Linked DNA regions of Homo sapiens: region 1 is linked to region 2. The links are chromatin contacts, found by Hi-C or POLR2A ChIA-PET in ENCODE. All regions are on one chromosome and are shown on one strand. Each heading gives the region's core, a stretch centred on a gene start or an enhancer-like site at or near the end of the contact. The rest is flanking DNA. Distances are from core to core; before and after follow the strand shown.

Region 1 (3,794 bases), core at 497-2,996, 710 kb after region 2:
TTTAGCTTAGTGATTTGGGGGAGGTGGGGGGGGTCCCAAGATTTAATTTCCTTTCACAGTAGAAATGGCTATTCAAAGCTTTCATCTTAAAAATCAGCTTAAAATACCACCTTCTAAGATCCAAATTAATGGTCATCTCTTTTGAGAGGACTTCTTACACTCTCCCAGGCCAAAGTATTTGCTTCCTTTCTGGTGCTAACATATTTTTACCATGGCAGAGCTTTTCAGTGTATGTAATCTTTTCACTGATATTTCTATCTCTGAATCTCTTATAAATGATCTGCCGCACAGAGCTGTCCAATCGAAATTCCTGTAGTGATGGAACAGTGCTGTGTCTGTCCTACCCAACATGGCAGCCACTAGCTACATATGGCTATTGAGCAGGTAAAATGTAGCCAGTGGAACTGAGTTTATTTAAATTTAAGTTTAAATAGCCACATGTGGCTAGTGGCTACCATATTGGATGGTAAAGATCTAGCACATACTCCAGGATAGTTCCTCAGAAAAGGTTTACAGAATGAATGAATCATTCATTAAAACTTTTTTAGCCTAACAGAAAACACTTACATAGCTTCAGTTTTGGTTTTCTTTTTTAACCACATACAGAATACACTGGTTTACTTTATTAATAAGCATGTATATGAATAAACATTAAAAATATTACATAGTATCATTATCAAGATCTATCCCATATTTTACCATGTGTATGTATCCACAGGGCCTGTCACCTGGCTCTCTGCAGCCTCAAGTTCCTGAGCTCAAGCAATCCTCCCACCTCAGCATCTGGAGTACTTGAGAGTACAGGTGTGCACCACCACACCCAGCTATTTTGTTTGTTTGTTTGTTTTGTAGCGAAAGTCTCTCCACCTTGTGTTGCCCAGGCTGGTCTTGAACTCCTGAGCTCAAACGATCCTCCCGCCTCCACCACCCAAAGTGCTGGGATTACAGGCATGACCCACTGTGCCCTGCCAAGCAAAAAAAAACAAAAAACAAAAAACAAAAAACAAAAAACTGTGGCTGTAAAAATTTTTAATGGATTTTAATAATTAAGCTTACATATTTATAATTGCCTATGCCAACTTTGCAGTTGTTTTCATTGTGTTCAGATAGATCCCAAGTGACTAGATGAATGCGTGGCACATAATATGGACTCAATACATATTTGTTGAATTAATGAAGGAATTATGCCTACTAGGAGATTTTAATTAAGTGTGAAAATCTAACCTACACATCGTTTTCAAATATTAATGTTTACAAATACTTAATGCAATAATTAAGGAAATAGTTATGTTAAATTTTGTGGACATTCATTTCCATTTCAAAGATTTTTTTCCCCCATCTCTTCCAATTCCCAAACAAAAACTGTCCTTGGCCTCTGGAGTCTTCTCACACCACTCCTCAAACTAGACGACTGAAAATAGGCCTTTGGCTGGGCAGAAACCAACAATATTTAAAATACAAAACTTATGAACGATGACATAAGAAAAAAAAAGCTCTAAATAGGTTAACAGTGAGGCCAACTAAATCTGAGACTGAAAGCGCTCCCCAGACCGCAGCCACACCACTGGGACCCCAGCTTTGCCTCCCTCGATACCCGGCCCCGCGGTCCAAAATCTGAGTAAAGCGGAAGTACGGGCGGCTGCTGCGGCGCTTGCGCAGGCGCTGAGGTCTCGCCCCATAAGACTCCGCCCCGCCCCACGAGACCGCGCCGCCAGCAATAAGGCCCAGCCCCGCCTTCTGCTGTTGCCGCAGCAACCCAGAAAGCGTCATGGCTGCCGCCGGCCAGGAAAAAGGGTATTTGACACAGACTGCGGCAGCCCTAGACAAGTCACCGTCACTTTCGCCACAGCTAGCAGCTCCCATCCGAGGGAGGCCTAAGAAGTGTCTGGTCTATCCGCATGCGCCGAAGAGCTCCCGCTTGTCTCGTTCCGTTCTGCGTTGGCTTCAGGGTCTGGATCTCAGCTTCTTCCCCAGGAACATCAACAGGTGCTTGAGTAAGCCAGTCCTAGGCCCCCCCGGTGGGCGCCCCGCCTGCTTTCCGCCGCCTGCCAGGCCTCAGATTGCCTACCCTGGCCTGGCTTATGTTTCAAATCAAGACCCCCCCACCCACGTACACACACGAAAACACTATTAGGGAACAAGGCTTTAACAAAATACCACGATACATCTTGTTTATTCAATTAATCAACCAATCATTAAATTGTGGACAATATAGAATGCTTTGGTGACTACAAAAATATTAAAATAGTCAAAGCTTTTTCTTTAGTGATATTGGGCATTAATACTGGTAAGGACGGCCGGGCACAGTTGCTCATGCCTGTAATCCCAGCATTTTGGGAGCCGAGGCAGGCGGATCACCTGAGGTCAGGAGTTGAGTAACAGCCTGACCAACACGGTGAAACCCCGTCTCTACTAAAAAATACAAAAAATTAGCCCAGTGTGGTGGCGGGTGCCTGTAATCCCAGCTACTGGGGAGGCTGCAGGCAGGAGAATGCTTGAACCCGGGAGGCGGAGGTTGCTGTGAGTCGAGATTATGCCGCTGCACTCCAGCCTAGGTGGCAGGGTAAGACTCTGTCTCAAAAAAAAAAAAAAAAAAAAAAAAAAAAAATACTGGTAAGGATCAGTTTACCCTTTGTCGGAGATGGCATCTAGTTTGAGAGTTACCAACAAGTTTTTAAAGTTGCTGCTTAATTGTAGGCACTTTGTATGTAACTGGCAGCTAATATTTGCTCTGGGAATGCAAACTAAATTCTATAAAAAGGCAATGAATCTTTTGCAGAACTCTGGTTTAAAGTAGTCTCTCCTTATCAGAGAGGCATAGGTTCCAAGATCCCCAGTGGATGGCAACTGTGGATACTACAGAACCCTCTGTCAGAACACATTTCTGTTTATGTCTTCCATCCACAAATTTAATGCCTTTTTAAAAATCTTAACTAAGCACTTATCACACACTGTGGCTGAAAGTTTTTCAGTTTGAGGTGTGATGCCGAAACTATCAAGAATTTCTTTTTCTTCATATTTCAGGAATATGATTCATTCCTACCATTGTAACCATTCTTACAACTTTCTATTAAGTCAAGAACTTTCATCTTTTCACCTAAAGGAATAATTTTATGGTTTCTCTCTGGCATATCTGAATCACCAGCATCACTGCTCTTGCACTTTGCACACAAGCGCACCACACTGTACAGTTGATCTGATGACTAAAAGGTGACTGATGTCTACAACGTGGAGACTCTGGACAAAGGGAGGACTCACATCCTAGGCAACACAGAGCAGGCAGGGAGGTTTCATCAGACTGCCCAGAACAGAGTACAATTTAAAAGTTACAAATTATTTCTTGAATTTTCCATTTAATATTTTCCGACTGTGATTGACCCAAGGTAACTGAAACTGCAGAAAGCAAAACTGCAGATAAGCGGGGGACTAGTTTACTAATTTGTCTTCAGTATTACTTACAACCATGCCTCTGAAATTTTAAAGTGCATATGAATCACCTGGGGATCTTCTTGAAATGCGGATTCAATACAAATTAACAGTTTGGGTTCATCAAAAGAACACCAAAGCCTTTGAAACGTAGATAATCTTAGCAAAATTCCACAGTAGGTTCTCCTTAGAGCAACGATCCAACAACACTCACTTTACAAGATACTTTTAGTATGGAATATTAGACTAGTATTAATTATAAAATAATACAAACTGCATAATTAACTACACTTTATTTCATTTCCTAATTGCCACGGATCAGAGATTTTTCAAATGGCTTCCTAATTGCAGAAATATTCTGTATATAT
Region 2 (3,369 bases), core at 183-2,682:
GTAAAAACAATTTTTATTGAAGCTTTTCCAATGACTTGGTCTTATGGGCAAAACACAAGCCACACATCTTTGGACTAGTTGTATCACCTCCTGAGTTGTGGCCCTTGGAGACAGTGTTTGTTACTAGTCCACTGTACACACACATTTTCCATTGCTACCACACTTTCCTACCTCCGAGAGCAAATGTGTATCACAGAGGACCAATGGAAGAGCTTCTGAGATTTCACAGTCTGTCCATATAAAATGGCCAATATAGGCTTGTTCAACTATTGCTGTATGAGAAAATTGGCAAATATTTGACTAATTGGATAAAGGAGTGTAGGAAATTTGGATCATTTCAAGTTCTATGTATCATAATCTGAATGTTCTAGAATGATTGTTTACATTTGATTAAATGAACAAAACGGTTTCAACATATCCTTTCTTCTCAGTGTTAACATAAATCTTACCTTGAAAGTATTTGCAGTATTTATTTAAATGCTGAAGAAAGCTCTTTGTGTAACATGAGGAATAAGCCTAAGATAGTATAGTATTCTCCATTTTTCTATTAGTTTTTAATTTTATGTAAAAATATTTACCAATCTTCGGCACCAAAACTTTATATATATGAAAAATGTACCATGACATACTATTGGAAATGAAAACATTTGAGCCATCACATCTCAACAGACATTTTCAGAGTGAAAATCTATGCCAGAGCAAGCACAGCAGCATTCCCAAATAAAGTCCTTTGTGGCCAGTACGTTTAATACATAAAGCTCCCCAAATGATTGCTTTGTGAGGGGAATAAGAAACACACATGGTACAGACAGGTCCTTGCTGTATATTTTAGCTATAACTGATAGTGCATATGAGTCAATGATTACAGCTATGTATTATTTTATATGTCTCCTGTAATTTTGCCATATATTTAATTATTGCTTTAAATGAAGCAACTCAAATGCCTTTCTCTGTTTTGCAAAGAAAGGGCCTAAAGCTAGATCATAGAATTGTAATCCAGAGAGAATTGTAGTGCATCAAGCCTGGATAAATAGGCATTGTTTAGAAATTGAGCTCCAGCATTACACACAAAAATCATAAATAACTTAGGAATCATAAATAATCATAAATAATCTTAGAAATCACAAATAATCTTATAAATAATCAGAAATTATAAATAATTTTAGGAATATACTGTATATATGAGACTCCAAAACCAGTACTGCAAATCTGTTAAGTTGTAATTTTCCACTTTCTAAGCTATACAGTGGCTTCAGGAAAATGTAGTCCACCATCTTCGCTTTCATTTTCCTTTTAGATATGAGTAAGTGTGACAAATACATTTATGTTTCATTTCATTTTAATGATGTGATCTTCAAAACCACAGATTCACCCAAAGAGGAAATGACTATACTACTAATTCTAGCTGTTTTCATAGACAGTTCTGGAAATAGGAGTCACTGATGGGCAAGTCAGAGTCTGTATTTAAGCCACAGGCATGCTTTGTTTAACCATCACAATATTTTAGAAATTGAGAAATTTCATGAAACAGTCCTAATTCTTGACTTCTCTTGAAAATCAGAAAAACGTATCAACACGATCCACATTCCTATATGGCGACAAGCCGCTGGATGCAATGCATATCTGCCACAACCTTCACCATTTCTTTTGCCTTAAATCCAGCACCCTTTACTGATCCAAATTACCTGTAGATGTCTGAATCTGAGACTCCTGCAGTAGAGAACATTTTCTGGCTTGACCCATTTTTCCATGACTCTGTCTCTAACACTATTAGAACTTGGTAAGTAAATGTTTCACCACACATTTAATTGATATTTGCCATTTTCTTATTGATTAATTTTATATTGACTACCTAGAATCATGCAGCATGTGATATTGAAGAGAAGTCTAACATCTATAAGACTAAAATCTCCTTTTACCAATGAGAAACACTGAAACAGGGCTAGAAGTTGAGGCAGTATGTTGCTGGAGCCTAAAATATTCACACCAGCGCTGTCTGCATGCCTGTGGTTCAGTCCACTGCACAACGTGACCTATGTAAACTGTTCCTTGAACAAAATTGTGATATGGAATTTCTTTGGAATCTTAAATTGTGGAAACCAACCCCCTTCTGAGCCCATTCAATGCCAAGAATTTTAATTAAAATATAATAATAGTAATAATAAATTATAATTGTCAAAATTCCTTAGTAGTCTATTTCAATGAAGACGGAAATTTTATTTTTAGGCTTTTATTTTTATTTTTATGTTTTTGAGAGGGAGTCTCGCTCTGTCACCCAGGCTGGAGTGCAGTGGTGATCCCAGGTTCAAGCGATTCTCCTGCCTCAGCCACCCAAGTAGCTGGGACTACAGTCACACACTACCAGACCCAGCTAACTTTTTGTATTTTTGGTAGAGACGGGGTTTCACCATGTTGCCCAGGCTGATCTCAAACTCCTGACCTCAGGAGATCTGCCCGCCTTGGCCTCCCAAAGTGCTGGGATTACAGGCTTGAGCCACAGTGCTCTGCCTTGGTTTTTTTTTTTTTTAACAAAAGTGTGTATAGTGCAAAAAGTCATTTATCTGAAGGTAGCAAGCCTCTCTATATTTTTTTCTATATAGATATATATATATATAGAGAGAGAGAGAGAGAGAGATGTGTATATATATATACAAGATGTGAAAAAAATGCCTGATTTTCTTACCCCTATCTTCCCTAATGTTCTCACTTTCTATATTTTTAAAAGTTTAAAATGATAACGTGGAGGAGTGCTGAAAGATAATTGTTTAAATTTGTCAAAACCAAAGAACTGTAATGGGCTCGATTCTACTATCATTAGCTCCAGTGTATTTTATTATATGGCATGGCTGTTAAATGCATGAAAACTTTGATTTTTGATCTGTGCTTTTTAATTTATCACTTTAGTTTCTTAGTATAGATGAGTTTTATTTCCTTTTTAATTTCTTTTTTTTACAATTCAAGCATGTTGCTACCAGATGGAAATCATTTTAATAATATGTAGCTGCAATTCTTTTCTTTTCTTTCTTTTTTATTTTTTTTGAGACGGAGTCTCGCTCTGTCGCCCAGGCTGGAGTGCAGCGGCGGCTCATTGCAAGCTTCGCCTCCTGGGTTCACGCCATTCTGCCTCAGCCTCCCGAGTAGCTGAGACTACAGGCGCCTGCCAGCACGCCCGGCTAATTTTTTTTTTCTTTAGTAGAGACGGGGTTTCCCCTTGTTAGCCACGGTCTCCAGACCTCGTGATCCACCCGCCTCGGCCTCCCAAAGTGCTGGGATTACAAGCGTGAGTCACCGCGCCCGGCTGTTAGTTGCAATTCTTAAAGAAAAATTCAAATACTTAAAAGAACTATTGGAAATGTAAATGTAGAAATC

The links. Hi-C counts contacts between places; a loop is a spot of excess contacts on that map. ChIA-PET counts read pairs that join two places held with the same protein, here RNA polymerase II (POLR2A). Pooled maps may share reads with other maps.
Region 1: a loop to region 2 is called in a map of naive thymus-derived CD4-positive, alpha-beta T cell, with 13 times the contacts of the local background. The contact joins the promoter of SPATA4 here to the enhancer-like site in region 2. A Hi-C loop is called at or near these places in 1 of 168 maps with a recorded cell type or tissue (naive thymus-derived CD4-positive, alpha-beta T cell), 2 of 37 single-sample maps with no recorded cell type and 11 of 50 pooled maps. POLR2A ChIA-PET finds 5 or more read pairs at or near these places in 1 of 52 experiments (activated CD4-positive, alpha-beta T cell).

What each region holds. Positions count from the first base shown.
Region 1 is chr4:176,193,537-176,197,330 of GRCh38, reverse strand. SPATA4 (spermatogenesis associated 4) reads left to right here and starts at 1,746. Exons shown (of 6, transcript NM_144644.4): 1 at 1,746-1,986; 2 at 3,749-3,794. The coding sequence starts at 1,769.
Region 2 is chr4:176,901,159-176,904,527 of GRCh38, reverse strand. No RefSeq gene overlaps it. Among named protein-coding and RNA genes, the nearest start is that of LINC02509, 27 kb to the right of the region's middle. Within about 2 kb of position 1,432, at least 4 of the 41 ENCODE cell types and tissues checked have a DNase peak (open chromatin) inside an H3K27ac peak, as active enhancers do.